2 separate regions of the Mus musculus genome follow, and region 2 is linked to region 1. The links are chromatin loops, found by intact Hi-C in ENCODE. Cell type or tissue: heart. All regions are shown on one strand. Each heading gives the region's core, and the rest is flanking DNA. Links, peaks and the distances in the headings are about the cores only. Region 1 overlaps Gm39909 (a long non-coding RNA gene). Region 2 overlaps Actc1 (actin, alpha, cardiac muscle 1).

Evidence for each region. Hi-C counts contacts between places; a loop is a spot of excess contacts. Peaks named below come from ENCODE experiments on the same cell type or tissue, not always from the same donor. Only the 100,000 strongest peaks of a DNase experiment are listed, where the experiment ranks them.
Region 2: a loop joins it to region 1, with 6 times the contacts of the local background. A loop is called at or near these places in 5 of 42 quality-filtered maps.

What each region holds. Positions count from the first base shown.
Region 1 is chr2:113,969,977-113,978,319 of GRCm38, forward strand. All of the region lies in intron 3 of Gm39909 (a long non-coding RNA gene), which reads left to right. Among named protein-coding and RNA genes, the nearest start is that of Gm39909, 36 kb to the left of the region's middle. In heart, for the core only: no CTCF peak of the experiment used is centred there; a DNase peak (open chromatin) is centred at 4,175; H3K27ac peaks cover 2 bases.
Region 2 is chr2:114,042,379-114,050,721 of GRCm38, forward strand. It overlaps Actc1 (actin, alpha, cardiac muscle 1), which reads right to left. Exons shown (of 7, transcript NM_009608.4): 3 at 7,911-8,235; 4 at 7,137-7,298; 5 at 6,791-6,982; 6 at 5,745-5,926; 7 at 4,904-5,231. The coding sequence ends at 5,088. Among named protein-coding and RNA genes, the nearest start is that of Actc1, 6.3 kb to the right of the region's middle. In heart, for the core only: no CTCF peak of the experiment used is centred there; no DNase peak of the experiment used is centred there; H3K4me3 peaks cover 2,190 bases; H3K27ac peaks cover 1,670 bases.

The DNA.
Region 1 (8,343 bases), core at 279-8,278:
AATGTATGCCTGCAAATCTCTAAATAGTCTACAAGTGCCCTTAATGATATGGTATACTCAAGTACAGTTATCTTTAGGAGATAGTTCTATATAAAGTACATTTTCTTTACATTTAATTTTTCACTAATGAATATAGAAAATTTATGAAGGCTTTAACTTAAAGCCACAAATGAAGTGTTTGCACACACAGCAATTTAGATGAGGGTGACCTTTCTAGAAAAGAGACTCATAAACTCAACTATGGAGGTAGGAAAGGAGTGAGGTGAATACGGACAGGAGACCAGAAGTTGAATTTGGAAATTTGCACCTCTGGTTTACACAGTGTCCAGTATAAATGGGCTAGACATGAGAAAGAACCCAGAAAAGGAAGTTGGAACTTTGATGGGAAGAGCTTCACATATTCACCTGTGGAGTCTGGGCTTGAGTGGAGCTGGATGAAGATCATCCACAGGTCCTCAGTGGGGGACATGTGCTAAATGCAATGCCAGCATGCGATGAGGACAGGGTTGACAATGGAAGCATCAGGCTGAATAGCCTCGAAGGAAAGGGGGACTAGAAGCATAGAGGTAAATGTGGAGGCTCTTCAAAACACCTAGACTTAAGATGACAATAGCCAGCAAGTGGTACTTGAAGGAATGAAAGAAAAGGAGGTAGGGTGTTAGACACTGGTCCTCCCTCAGGAACATATTTATAAGCTCAAAGGAAAGAAAGGGAGAATGCAATTTCAGCATATGATGCTTAACAATTCTAAAAAAAACCCAACCAACCAAACAAACAAACAAAAAAAAAAAAAACCCTTTCTTTTAGGTGCAGTCTACAAAATCACCTTTTTGTTGTGTGGTCACACATAAAAACTTATTTAATTCCACTCTTGATGGACCACTACATACAAAGGCATGAATAGGAATAGAAAAAACCAAAATGGTCCACATATGTCATGAAAACACCAGCTCTCAGTAGACAACTGGTTCCTGGTCCTCAGGTCTTAAGGCAATATCCTCATTAGGTCACTGTACAAGGCTTTCATCCTAGGGGAAGGTCACTTTGTCCTCAGATGACTGGAGTGTTCTGAACGCTGAGCCATGCAGTGCCCCAAGCACATATGGCAGATGGAACAGTGGAGGATGGGAGGAGCTTTGGAAACTGCAGTATTATTTCAATGATTGGATCTTTATGATTCCTGGGAAGTATTTGCCAACTGTATATCCTTCACAACTCAGAAGCAGGTGAACTATGCTCACCTTGCTGGACAGATGCCGACACTTTATGTAGCTTACTAAAAGACTTATGAAATATCTACCCCACTAGTAAAGTGGAAACTTGAGGATTCTTTGGAAAGTCAGTTAGATGGTTTTGTTGGGACAAACATGTGAAGGAACGTTTAACATTGGGCACAGGTGAAAGGATGTTCTGCTAAAGGAAGCACGTGAAAAGACACGTGATGAGGGATTTTTTTTTTTGTTAACAACACACATGTATTGGTTCGCCTTACATTGTGTAGCTGAGCTACATTTGTTGAGATTCTATAGAGAGAAACATACCAAAAAAAAAAAAAAAAAAACCTTTGGTAGTAAGCTACAGTTTCTTGCCACTTCCATGACTCGAGCTGATTGGCAGAGTGATGTCAGATGAGACAGAGCACATGCTGAGGCAAGACCTGTGCTAAGGCAAGACCTGTGCTCAGGCAAGACCATGTGGAGGCCATGTGATGTTTGGAGGGTATAAATAGGATTCGTTGCACAGTGACAGAGGCTGAGCTCAGCTTACTTATAGAGCTAGCTGTGTAACAGTTGTGGGTTTCAAATCTTTGCTTCCCTGAGATAGGTACAGCTGAGGACTCCTGGCATTCTTCCTGGTTCCTCTTATTGACTCGTGTCATGACTGAAGCCTGACTTTCTCTGCTAGGTAGTGCCACTGCTATTGATTTGTGTTATCTATCCTGACTCTACGATACTAAACTAGACTGCTGATGTATCTGTGAAGTGTTTGTGAATGGGTCAAGCTGTCATTGTTGACCTCTGAACTGAATTGTTGAATTTTAGACAAAACAGACAGGAGTTACTCTAAAGAACCTTCTAAACAGTTCTACTTCCCCCGTATCCTTTCTCTCGCACTACCTCTGGTGGGTAGTGGGCTAGAAAGGAGGTTAAAGTGTTAAAAATCATTAAAAATAGGTTTTGAAAAAAACTGACATTGCACTAATAGTCCAGTGATTAAAACTCAAATTCTTAGTTTTCTCAGAAACCATCATGTTCAGGTTCTGGTAACTAGTATAAATCCAGCCCTAATCTCCCATCACCTTCTGTCCTAGTTTTGATTAGATTTCTTTTCCTTTTCATTTCTTAATAAAGGTCCCTCAACTTGAAACGTCCTCTGTTCCATTCAGTCACCCTTTCCATGGTTAGTTGTTATTCACAGTAACAGATATCAAGGCTGGGGAATTTGCTAACAACCAGGATAATTACTCTGTTTAGTACTAATTTCCCTGTAAGTAAGTTTTTTGTTACAAACAAAAACAGGATGAACCACGGCTATGTAGCAACTCCCACACAAACCCATGGTCTCCATGTAGAAGGATTTCTTCAATACAGTCCAGTTACATCCTCATGACAATATGAGTATGAGAAGTGATGGGAGCTTTAGCATAGCTCTGGTTCACGCGGGTTAAGTCTAAGAATGGCCCCTGGAAATGCAGCCTCTGCTCCCTGCAGATGCTATGGAAACCTGAAGCTGGTTATCAGATACACTTCTTCACTGTGCAGTCTGGGGGACTTAGAAGCAAATGAAAATGAAGATCTAGGTTTCCTGAATAAATAATCAAGAATATGGCTGTAGAATGTTTCCCTGCGGTGGAAAAAGGCTGTGTCAAACTTTAGTGTATCATGTTCAAACTGGAAGAATGGATCCATTTATTCATCAGGATTGGTCATGCCCTGCTAGCATCATTCTGGATGTCCTGTGCTCCCCAATCCATGACTCAAAGCATCATTGCCTTTCACAGTACTTTTTGATATTCGTGTATGATGTTCAGTGGGTCTACCCAAGTAAAACCCTCACACCTTAGGAACAATACAATGGCAGCACAGGAGCCAGCTAACTCCAAATACTATATAAAGTATGGTTGGATGTGGCAGTACATGATCAGACAAACACGTATCAGGTACAGCAGAGTACAGTGGGTTCTAGATGTTAAATCCAGGAAAAGATATGCTTTGCTTAATTAGTCTGTCAATCATACATGCAGCATTTATTGAACAAGTCCTCTCTACCAGACACTGGATGGTCTATGATGAAGAAACGCATGAAAAGAGTCTATTTAGCATCATAATACAAGAGCACTTTTATGCCATACCCAATGCCTGGCTGACTGATCCCTTTCGCCTCAGAAAAGCCTGCATAGATGGGATTATATCCATGGACCAGAGGAATGAGAATAGGGAAGTAATTGTTCCCATGGAAACCTGGGTCATCCTTCAGAAGACCTCAATGAAGTAAAGTCCTCAGCACACCCCACTTTCTTCTCTCCCTACTAGAGAGAAGAGATAAGTAACTCCCTCATCTCATAATTAAGGCAACTAAGTCAGGAAAAGGTCAGGAGGTTTTCTAAAAATCACCTAAGAGAGACGCCAAGCCAGAGTCCTCATCCCCTGAACAGTTACTAGATGGGACTCCATAAAAGTGATTTGCAGTCAAGACAGAGTCTAGCCACAACCAAGGTTTGTAACATGCTGCTGTTTCAGTGATATTAGAGAAACACAAACAGCTTAGACTGTCAGAGTCAGTGCAGCACAAATAGCCCATGGTAGTTTTCTGAACTCATTTAAGGAAGGACATCTGTAAGAGACTAAACAACAGATAGACAACAGGGAAGGTGGCAAGTGTTTCAAGTGAGAGCTTGAGGATTGGATTGTTACTCTGAAGAGTAACAATGCAACAAACGCATCTGCAGCATGTGTTAATTTGCAGCTTAAGCCTGGCTGCTCAGTATCTGCCCTGACCCCTGCTTCGACTGAATGTATGAAGTTAGGTCATTTCTGAAGACTGTGTTCTTTGTAACTGGGTGATGGAGGACATTCGTGTGAACTGACAGTGTTTCCTCACAACTGAACTGTTGCTATGGTTCAAGAGCTCAGAGCTGGGACTCAGACGTGACCTCTCTGCCTCCAGCCATCTCTGCCCCTGTCCAGCTGCCAGGAGCGCTCAGAGACTGGAAAGAACATGGTGTTTCCTGCCCGTTAGCCCTGCCTGGTTACCGTGCTGTCCCTCATCTTTCAGAACAAAAAGCCATCTACTTTCCAGGCAGAATCTGTAGTCCAGAGTACATGGACAGATTTCACGTGTAGAACAATGTGGAAATGGACTCAAACTTATCTCCCATGTAATGGTGGTGTCTACCCACTGATGGTGGTTCTGGAGAGAAAGCATTGTGGTAACTGGGACTAGATGGGTTTTCTGAAGAACAGGGCAGGAAAGAGTTGAAAATATAGCAAAATGGATGGAGAGAGCAGATCTGTCAATTTTGGACAACTTTTTCTTTTTTTTTTTAGCAAGTTTCTAAGAGTATGTAAAGGGTATGAACAATATTTATCAACAAATATGTTTTTTAAAACATTTTTAAGTGTAAGAACAGTTTATGGCGGTCATCAATGGGAGGAGAGGCCCTTGATCCTATGAAGGTTCTATGCCTTCACAGTATAGGGGAATGCCTGGGCCAGAAAGCAGGAGTGGGTGGGTTGAGGAGCAGGGAGAGGGAGAGGGAGAGGATAGGGGATTTTTGGAGGGGAAACTAGGAATGGGGATAACATTTGAAATGTAAATTTAAAAATATCTAATAAAAAAGCATAAAATCTTTAAAACATAAAAAAAGAACAATTTTTGGAAAGAACTAAATTAATCTAGCTGTGCATGTAGGTGTGTGCGCATGTAGGTGTGTGTGTACGTTCATTTATGGCTATGTAGGTATCCAGATGTGTGCCCATGTATGTACATGTGAGGGCCAAAGGTTGATATTGGGTGTCTTCTTCTATTACTACCCACCTTTTTTTTTTTTTTTTTTTTTTTGAGACATGGCTCTTGTTTAATCTGAATCTGTCCATTTCAACTAGACTGACTGGCCAGGAAGCGCCTGGCATATGTCTGTTTCTGTTTCCCAACACTGCAGTGACAGTCACACACTGCCATTCAGTTTTTATGTGGGTGCTCTCAATATGAACTCATGGCCTCTTGTTTGCACAGCAAGCACTTTCTCTACCAAATGGTATCTCTGGCCCAAACTCGTTTTTAGGAACACTAAAATGGACCGGGCATGAAGCTTCACACCTGTCATTCTAGCATTGTTCCCCAGAGGCTGAAGCAGGGTCATCATGAATTCAAGACTAGCCTGTGCTATATCATAAACTACAGGTCATGTGGAGTTACAGAGGAAGATCATGTCTAAAACCACCACCACCACCACCAACAGCAACAGCAACAGCAAAAACGGATTGAGATTAGGGTTGGCAAAGTGACCCAGTGGGTACTTGCTTGCCTAGGATGATAACCTGAGTTCCTTCCCTGGGATTCACATGGTAGAAACAGTGAATCTCAAAAGTCATCCTATGACCTCTAAATACCTGCACACATATACACATACAAATAAATCCATTTAAAAACAAGACCCAACAAATCCCCTTTCATTGAGATGACCACAATGAGCGCTGGAAGATGCCCTCCTTCCAAGGCAATTATATCCACCTTCCCTTACCAAGCCTTCCTGCCAAGTCCTCATCAAATCCTATCTTGTAGTCAGAGTTTCTTTAAGTTTTTGCCTTTTTAATATTTATCTTTTAATGAGTAAGCTACAGGAAAGGGTTTTCTATTAAACAGCAATACCCTACTAGTCACTCTCATCTCAGAAAGCCTTTAGCCTTAGTTCCCCAAGGGGACTGTGAGTATTTGGAGAGGACCATAGATGGAGGGATCTAGGAAGAAAGATGGATTGAGAGAGATAAAGCATCCCCAAAAGGCAATTGGTAGAGAGATGGCTAAAGATCACCATCCCACCTGTACACACAAAGACCTGCTAGCAAGTCAAGTGCTTGGTTGCTTGATTCCAACAATTTCTTTAAACAGCTCCTTAGTAGAAGGCAGACACATGAAGAGCATGTTTTGATGATCTCCATTTGGGGGACTGGCAAGGAGAGGTGTCCACAAATGTGCATAAACACTTCCAGCTTTGAGCAGCCGTTCCTTCCGCAACAAGTTTGCATCTCGCACAGCTTCTGAAAAGACATTCTATGAAGCTTTGAAAGAGTTAACTTCCTATAAATAAATATGCTAAGTAATTAGTAACTTGCTAGACTTTTCACCAATAGAAATGCCCTGTGTGAAAATTGACCCATGTTTGACACCTCTGCTCTTTGAATGTCATACATCTAAATTCCTCAGCTCTGCTACTCAGTAAAGGCTAAAATGCCCCTGCTTCTAGATTCTATGGAACCCTCCTGATGAGCAGAGTCAGTTCAGGAGATAATTAGATTCTGCTGCCGAGGAGGAGGGAAATGTCAAGCGCTTATTATTTCTGGTCATCTTGTTAGACAGTGAGATTGAAATGCTTCAAAAAATAACACACACACACACTCACGCAAACGCAGAATGCTGAACTCAGTGAAATTTACTGCAGTGGCTAAAGAGAAATTAATCCATTTCTTTTAAAAAAAAACATCTAGAAGTTAAAGTTTTGGAGAACAGGTTCTAGCATTGGTAGTCTCTGCTGGGGATGGAACATGCTGGCTGGCTCTCACTGTAAACACCAATCAGCTATTGGAAACAGGTGAGATTTTTACATCAACATGTCCTTTATCCCCCCCACCCCCATATGTCAGTCAGTAAGAGGAGGGATGGATGAAACCTGGTTTGCAGTTTGCCAGTGGGCTCAGGAGAAGTCCTCAATCTTGCCCGAGGTAAGAAAAGAATAAGCAAATAACTTCAACTCCAAATTGCAACATGTTTATTCCTTAACTGAATGTGAATCAATAAAGTGATGGAGTGTTAATTTTCATGTGGAGATGATAGCTGTGGGATTCTGAGAAGAGAGATGTCTCTAAGCAGTTTGAACAGAACAAGAGGCCCGAGGCACAGGTGCAGGCCCATGATTGACGACCGGGGACTCATCCTGTCAAAAGTAAGTACTAGCCCGATGAGCTGGGACTAGGGCGTTGCTTTCTATTCTGCTGTGCTGTTTCTCGCTGTATAAGCACTGTCTCTGTGGTTTCCAGTGTCCCAGGCAAGGTGGTCCCAGCTTGAGCTACTGACCGCACTCAGTCTAAAGGATAGAGACAGGGAGTTTCAACATGCATAGCCAAATGTGACTGGAAGGCTTTATTGTGGTCTGTAGCTCTGTGCACTTTGCACATAGACAAATAATTTTATTCATGGTCTCCCTCTCTCTTTCCTTCACCCGATTCTACTTTGTGTAGTTGAGTGACTAGTTGTGATCATTCCTGAGTTTCTTGGAGAAATGGAGAACTGGTGAGGTTAGATAACTTGTATAAGATCACCGATACCAAGGTTGGGTAGGAATAAATGCTTCTCCATCCTCTGGACATTGAGCTCGATTCTCCTGTTATTTTTACTCTCTAGCACCTCTATTAAAAGCACCTTTTGCGAGCTAGAGAAAGTACCCAAGGAGCTAAAGGGGTCTGCAACTCTAAAGGAGGAACAGCAATATGAACTAACCAGGACCCCCTGAGCTCCTGACACTAGCTGCATATGTAGCACAGGATGGCTTAGTCGGCCATCAATGGGAGGAGAGACCCTTGGTCTTGCAAAGATTATATGCCCCAATACAGTGAAATGCCAGGGCCAGGAAGCAGGAGTGGGTGGGTTGGGGAGCAGGGCGGGGAGAGGGTAAAGGGGGCTTTAGGGATAGCATTTGAAATGTAAATGAAGAAAATATCTGATAAAAAAATAAACTGTTTAAAAAAAAAAGCACCTTTTGCTTGGGATTTCTATTTGCCTGCAAAGTGTTCATAATTGTGTACCTCTGCCCCATTGCTGAAAGCAATAGCTTGCTACTTCTACATCTGTCCATCCTCCTGTGGAGCACGTCCCTATGAACCCAGGCCTGGCTTTGTGAGTGGAGTCCAGGAGCTGGGTAAGGGGTGTGAGTGTGTGTGTGTTTGTGTGTGTGTTTGTGTGTGTGTGTGTGTCACATATAATATGCATGATCATAAAGATAATCTTGAGAATCTGAATGGATACAGGACCCCTGTGAAGGCAGCATTACATCTAATCCTATCCAAAGGAGTTAAAGTCACAGTCACTCAGATCAAGGTCACATGCTAAGCTCTTGCATGCTTGCCT
Region 2 (8,343 bases), core at 295-8,294, 72 kb after region 1:
ATACATCTTAATCCAAACAATTAGATATAGAAACATACTCTTATGTGCATGGCCCATTAGCACCTTTTGTCATCATTAGAATGTAAACCTCTTACTATTGTGTGAAAATTCCCATGTAATTTGTATTCTGACTCCTTTGCAGTGTCACTCAGGTCTCCCTCTTTTGTCCTCACTGCTTCTCAGAGAGAGGTCACCTCCTGCTTCTCTGTGTACAGTATATCTTTGTACTGCCAGCTTTTCCCATTCTTCTGGTCTTCCTGAAGAGGCATTCACCCACCTTACCCCCTAGACAACACCTGTGCCCTAGAGCCTCTCACTGGGCTTTGTCTCTTCTCTAATTGCTCTGTAGTTTTGTTTATTTGGCTATGGGCTGTTCTCCCAAGATACACTCACCCCAAACACACACACACACACATCATACACACACAGGCACACACAGATCCAGACACACACACACACAGATATACACACACAGACAAGCACAGATCCAGATACACACACAGACACACAGATCCAGACACACACACACACAGACACACCATACCATTGGACGCTAAGTCAAACAAATGCAGTAGCCATCTCTGTTTTGTCTCTAGAACGTTGTAGAAGATATTCAGTGAGTGTATGTTGATAAGAGCAAGCAGCTGAGTATTTTTCCTGGTTTATACCTTTTTTAAAAAATAAAACAAAAACATAAACAAAAAAAAACAGAATCTTTTTTTCTTTTCTTCAAAGTATTTGAGTGTATACTTACACTGTAACCCAGAAACTCCTCATTGATGGAATGAGCTCATGGTGAGAGCTTGTCTTCTGGTATCCATCTGCCTTTGTTGGTAAGAGATCCACTAGGCTGCAGACAGGGTTGTGTACAGTCTCAGTACTAATGAACAGTGTGCCCTAAGTCAAAGCCAATGCCTCTTTGGGTATCAGTTTCCATCAGTCTCATGGGAATACTGGTCCCTGCCTCATCATATGACTTAGTCCCCAAGCCTTGCCAGACTCAGAGACCTCCCTAAAACTTTTGCTGTTTTTGCCTTCAAAAGGAGTTTTTATTTTGTTATTCCCATGGCTGGTGAGTTTGTAGAAGAATCTTAATTTGCCATGCCCCAAATATGGGGAGAGCTTCTATTAGTCTACCAAAAGTACTCCATCCAAACATCACTGGCTGAGTGGTTTCAACAAAAATACTTTCCACAGTTCCAGGGGCTGGAAGGCCAAAATCAAGAGGTGAGCATAGACCTCTCTCTAGAGGTGCTCATTGTCCTGAACATGCCTGCCTACTGTGTGTTCCTTCTGTGTGCTAGCTCCTGCTGTCTGTTCCTCTTTTAAAGAGGACACCAGTACAGCACAGTGAGAATCCTAACCTTACAACCATGCTTATGCTTAGTTACCTCCATAGCAGACTTCTCTCAAATACAGTCACACATTCACTGTAAGAATGTGGGTTCAGAATCCATGGGGAAAGGAAAGAGAATGTCAGGTATAGTGGTTCACACCAGAACTCAAAGAGCTAAGCAGGAGAGTCAATGTCAAGTGGAACCTGGACTACCTAGGGAACATGCCTCATGTAAGAAAGAAAAAAAAAAAAAAAAAGGAATGAATAAATGATCAAAAGTCCCAGAAACATTGACTTAGGCCCTAAAACAGTAAATCAGCCTCAGGGCTCTACATACTTTCTTTAGTAATTTCTCTTTTCTCTAATTCTGCTCTCTTGAATATTTATAAACACATCTACAGTAATATCCATTTCTCACACACAAAACTAAAAAATAGTATTTGGAGACAAGAAAAATATTAGCAATGTTTCTTTTCATTATAATATAAGAAAAATATAAATAATACAAAGTTTTGTACTTAGCATTTTAATGAAATGTTACTGTAAACATATCAGTCATTTTACCCACACGAAGGTGGCTTTTGTAAAACGTAATTAGTACCTTTCTTTAGCACAGTTTTTGAAAGATTCATCTGTCCTAGTATCTTACATCCAATTTTCAAGTATTAATAAGAAAACCAGACTGTAGTGTAAATCTGTGTGTTTACTGCTTTGGATACAAAGGTCAGACAATAATTCTCAAAGCTTCTACTTCTAAATAGAAATGATATACATCTTACATCCACTCATAAACAGAAATACCAAGAAATTAAATCCAAGTGAACTATGAGACCTTAAACTAGTAATACAATATCTAGATATGAAATTTATAATATGTATGCACCTGACCTGAGAGATGAAAAAGACCCGGAGAGTATCTGCATTGTACTCCATATGCATTGCCCAAATGTGTCTTCTTGTGAGATCCAGCTTTCAAAACAACCCATTTAGGGTACAAGATACTGCCAAGGGAAAAAGATCTAAAACAACGCTTATACCTTTTCTAAAGAAAAGGCCACTGAATCCGATTACTGTTTACTCATTATTTCAAACAAGACCTTCTTCTTGGCTTATTCTAAATATAGAACCCTGAGTTCCCTAAGCAAAGAAAACATGATTTGGTTCAACTTTCCTTTCTTGACCCTTCTACTGAACCTGGCCCAGAGTGAAGGATCAAGAGACACTTAAATTGATGGCCATAAAGACACAGTGGTGACCTGGAATGGTCAGGACAGCGGCAGCTTACTAAAGATGTCTGATGAGCCTGAAGTGCTCCCGATTTTGAACCCGACTTCCAGAAGGGCAGAGAATGATAGAATGGGGATACCCTTGATAAACTATGCCTAAAGTTAGAAAATATGCTTTGAGAAGGAAGCCCTGTTGCATTATTGGTCAGAACATCTGAATTCTGTCTTAAGTATTCCACAGACAAGCTGTGTGGTACTGTACCAGGTGCTTAATTTCTCCATCTTGATTCTCTCGATAGATGAAATTTAATTAAGCCCATCAAACACTCTGCAAGATTCAACAGTTCATGCACAAGACAATTTGAAAATGAAGAAATTTCAAGATTGTGCAATCAGGTTGAAACCTCCTTTTCCCAATTAGATTTCCTAAAATTCTCCAACTCCTGCCTGGCTGCTTTCTGTCTGGTCCTTCAGCTTCCTCCACACTCCCTCCTGCTGGGACTTCCTCCTTGATTATCCTACCTAATTATAATTCTTCCTTTTAAAAAGATACATTTATTTTGATTTTATGTACCTCGCTGTATTGTCTGCATGCATGTGTGAAGGTGCCAGATCCCCTGGACCTGGAGTTATATACAGCTGTGAGCTGCCATGTCAGTGCTGGGGATTGAACCTGGGTCCTCACACCTTTTACAGCTCTATTTTGAACATACTCATGCTCAGTGTTCCTAAATCTGTCCAGGAAAAGCCTTAGAACTTCTACTTATGATCCCCTTTCAGCTGGAAAAGGGTTTTTGATCCTAGGCATATAGCTTTGTAAAGTAGAAACAAAAATCATAGAGATAAATCATCAAGGAATTTATTTTCACATAGTTCTTTGGCATGCATCTAAATTTACCAGTTTTAAAAGGTGAAAGTAAGTTTGCATACTAATGAGGTAGTTGGACTTAATACATGAAGAATTAAATCATGGCTGAGCATTTGATATTGTAGGACACAGATTATCTTTAATATTTTCCCAAATTGATCTATGTTTTGATTTTTGTAATCACTAGTTCTGACACTTCCACTTTTCATAAATAAATAGTTCAAAATGGCAGAAGTACAGTGAGGGCCATTTTGGAAATTTCTGTAAATCCTGTTCTAGTCTCAGGCCAAATATTCTTCCTTTAATACCTTTTAATAATATAACTGAAATCAGCAGCTCAGGCAACAACTTTAAAAGTCAAAATTCTAACATAATACTGACTAACAATGTACTAACTTGATACTCACATGCTGAAAACAGTAAAAAAAAAAATACTAAATTGCGTTTGAAAATGAACAGGGAACTTTGTACACTACATGCAGAGAACACAGGAGCCTTGAATCTGAGCTGTTCCAGGCAGGGTTTGTTGCTGTCCCATGGTGTGACATAATGCTGCATGTGAAATACACGCATGTACTCAAAACCAGTGTTGCAGTGAAGTCATGTGATACAACACAGGCAATAACCATCGCAAACACCTTGTATTAATTTTACATTTGATTTGGAATTCAATTTTGGTCATAGTGAATTCATGAGCCATATAATGTTTTTTGTTTTGTTTTGTTTAAAAAAAAAAACTGATGGTTACCAGTATATATGCGGTATGACAAGTCAACACCTGGCAAGTCAACCTTCTCATTGCTTTCATTGGCTTCGAGTCACACTACAGGCTGGAGAGCTGTCTCAGTGGCTAATATCCTTAATATCCCTATAGATGAACCTGGTTTGATTCCTAGCACCTATATGGTGGCTCAAAACCATCCAGTTCTAGCAGATCGTATACCCTCTTCTTACTGTAGGCTCCAGGCATGCACATGATGTACAGATATACATACAGGCAAAACACTCATACACATAAAATAAGATAAGATAAAATAAAATAAAATAAGTGAAAAAAAAAACAGACAACTGGGAATACAATGAAAACACAGAGATAAGCTCATTTAATAGCCTTGACCCTCTTATTACCATCATGTGTATTTTCTATAAAGTTATAAAATATGTGATATGTGCTAAAGCAACTTTAGTACCAAACATGGCAACTGGTTGTAGATAATTGTGTTTTCTATCTTCATTCCTTACTTATACAGAACTAAACCTAACAACTAAACCACAGAACTAATCTTTGCTTATAAGATTCAAAAATATTCATAACTCCATCCCAAAAGATGTACCTCTGTAACTCCTAGCTCAATTCAACACCACATGAATTCATTGGGTAAACTTTGTGTTGCACTAATATTGTAATGCTCGGAGTATCAGAGTGAACACCTTCTCCATCCCAGGCCCACTCACACAAGAAAGAACACAGGCTTTTGTAGGTTGCAAGTCCTGGTCTGGTTTATTTATAAAGCAATAAATATTTGAAGCACAAACAAACTGCACTTGTGTAAACAAACTGTACAATGACTGATGAGAGATGGGGAGGGGGCTCAGAGGATTCCAAGAAGCACAATACGGTCATCCTGAATATAAGGTAGGCTAAGAGAGAGACATCTCAGAAGCACTTGCGGTGGACAATGGATGGGCCTGCCTCATCATACTCTTGCTTGCTGATCCACATTTGCTGGAAGGTGGACAGAGAGGCCAGGATGGAGCCCCCAATCCAGACAGAGTATTTACGCTCAGGGGGAGCAATAATCTGCAGAGAGAAAACAAAACCATCAGTGTGTTCTGAAGTCCCCAACAATGAAGTGGGCAACAGGCTTGGAATATTCACAGAAAAACCATCACAGATTAACCGATAGTAGACAACGTAGGAGATGCTATACAATAAGCAATGTAGCCAATCAGGCTTTGCAATCCTTCCTGTATTTCATCATTTCTCTGCTTATTTGTACTAAAGAATAATATTCATGAAGGATAGTTCAAACGCTGGGGACCTTTTAAATGTGTAGATAGGTTTAGTTATTGCTTCCCCCCCCCCCCACACACACACCGTGTTTCAGATATTTGCTTTTATTCACTATTTAGAAGCAGTCCTAAAGTTCCGTATCTGTGGAGAGTGCTAGAAAGAAATGAGGAATAGTGCTAACACTAAGTAGAAAAAGTCTAGAGGATAGGAAGCTAAGATGCAGGAGAAGGAGGCTGGGAAGGAAGCTTGCTTTAGGGTACCAAGTTCTGCCTTTGCCTCCCCCTTCCAAGTGTTCCTGACCTTGATCTTCATGGTGCTGGGAGCCAGTGCAGTGATTTCCTTTTGCATACGATCGGCAATACCAGGGTACATGGTGGTGCCTCCAGATAGGACATTGTTGGCATACAGGTCTTTGCGGATATCGATGTCACACTTCATGATGCTGTTGTAAGTAGTTTCATGAATGCCAGCAGATTCCATACCTAGGAAAAAGTTCTTTTTAAAGTATTTGCAGCACATTCAGGCTAGGATGGAGGGGGGAAAATGGAATTCCTCTGGGTTGGTGAGCTGCCAACATTCAAATCTAAAACATATGCTTCCCCTACAACACACTGCTAGGAACAGGTGGGGCATGAGTCTCTACAATGTACTAATAGATGATCCAGTACGGACTGCCAAGACATAGACAACTGTGTTCAGTGCCTGTTTGCAATGAACATTTGTTGCAGCCATCAGGAATATGGAGATATATCACAAAAAGAATGACACATGTTTAAATGAAAATTAGCCTACTTTGTTTTGTTTTGAGATGAATCTCACTCTGTAGCCCAAGCAAAAGTTGAACTCAAGTTAATACTCCTGCCTCAGTTTCTGAGTACTGGGATTGCAGGTGTGAGCTAACACACCTGGCTCATACTTTTCATTTATGGACTAAAATCAGATTCCAGCTTCATCTGTAGGAAAGCTATTTGGTGACATCAAGCGTTCAGTTACCAAAATGAACAGAGTTGTGGTTGCATTGAATGGTAACTGACTTAAGTCTAGTCTATCAATAATGGAACTTATTAGAATAAATTGGCTCTCTTCAGTAATCAGGCATGCTCTATTCACTAACTGCTCAGTCTCATCCTCTACTGTGAGGTAAACTCGGTGTAACAGCCTCATTTTTCACTAGAGCGCCTTGGTCTTTCTCCTTACTGAGGTATCAGGAGGTGAGACTGAGCTGAGTAAGATGGCAGATGCTGACTCGAGACCCCTGCCATGCTTCTAAGTGAAATGGGTATTACTCTGGGTGATTGCAGAATTTCTAGAGAAGCTGAGGCTCAGCACCAAAAGCCATCCCTTACCAATGAAAGAGGGCTGGAAGAGAGTCTCTGGACAGCGGAAGCGCTCGTTGCCAATGGTGATGACCTGGCCGTCAGGAAGTTCATAGCTCTTCTCCAGAGAGGAGGAAGATGCAGCTGTGGCCATCTCGTTCTCAAAATCCAGGGCGACGTAACACAGTTTTTCTTTTATGTCACGGACAATTTCACGTTCAGCTGCAGAGACAGAGGGCTTCATAGTCAAGCTCTGAAGAAAGGATCAAATATGGGGAAGTAGGTCTATCTACCAATGAAGCAAAAGCAACAGGCATATGCTGTGTCAGATAACACACACACACACACACACACACACACACACACACACACTTACCAGTGGTGACAAAGGAGTACCCGCGCTCAGTGAGGATCTTCATGAGGTAGTCAGTGAGGTCCCGACCAGCTAGATCCAGGCGCATGATGGCATGGGGTAAGGCATAACCCTCATAGATGGGAACATTATGAGTTACACCATCGCCAGAATCCAGAACAATGCCTGTTAGAAAAAAAAAATAGATAAGAGGGTGAAGCACTTCGAACCACTGCTTCAGCCATAGAGAAACCGGCTTCTGCCTAGGTATGGGAAACAATCAAATCCCTCAATGCAAAGAATAAAAATGACCAGAATGGATGGATACTAACTCTGAAGGCAGTACAGTTTTTCTTACTAAGTATCGTGGTAGGAAATCTTCCTGGGGACATTTTCAAATGGCTATGTCTCCTATCAGCTATTAGCATGTTATATAAGCATCCATGAGTGTTTTTCTTGGGGCCAATCCAACTTAAGATGTGTCTCTCTGTTTTAATTCAGACTCTGCAGGAGAATGTGTGTCCTTGAATATGTCTACCCAGGGGCTGTGAACACAGCATATCACATATCTTAAATAAGGAGAAGAGCTAACTCAACGGGTTATTGGATCTCTTACAGTAAATGTTCCTGAAATTAGCCTCAGGGAATTATTGCTACCCTTTTCTCCCAGCATAGATACCTTGCTAGAGAGAGTCAGGGAGGGGACCTTCCCTGTGTCAGGTGAGGATTCGGGTTCACAGCAAAGTCAGTGAGTTGAGAATATACGTAATCAGTGACCGTCCCCTAGCCCAAACACACCTGTGGTTCTTCCAGAAGCATACAGAGACAGCACTGCCTGGATGGCGACATACATGGCAGGCACATTGAAGGTCTCAAACATGATCTGGGTCATCTTCTCACGGTTGGCCTTGGGGTTCAGCGGGGCTTCAGTGAGCAGGGTTGGGTGTTCCTCTGGGGCCACACGGAGCTCATTGTAGAATGTATGGTGCCAGATCTTCTCCATGTCATCCCAGTTGGTGATAATGCCATGTTCAATGGGGTACTTCAGAGTCAGGATACCTCGCTTGCTCTGGGCTTCATCACCTACATAGGAGTCCTTCTGTCCCATACCCACCATGACACCCTGTAAAAAAGGAGATGAGAATATCGTGTTCCCACCAAGGCAAGAATATGGTCCTGGCCTTGTTAAGCTATATCCAGTTCTCGAGGCAATGAATAGCTGTAAAATACT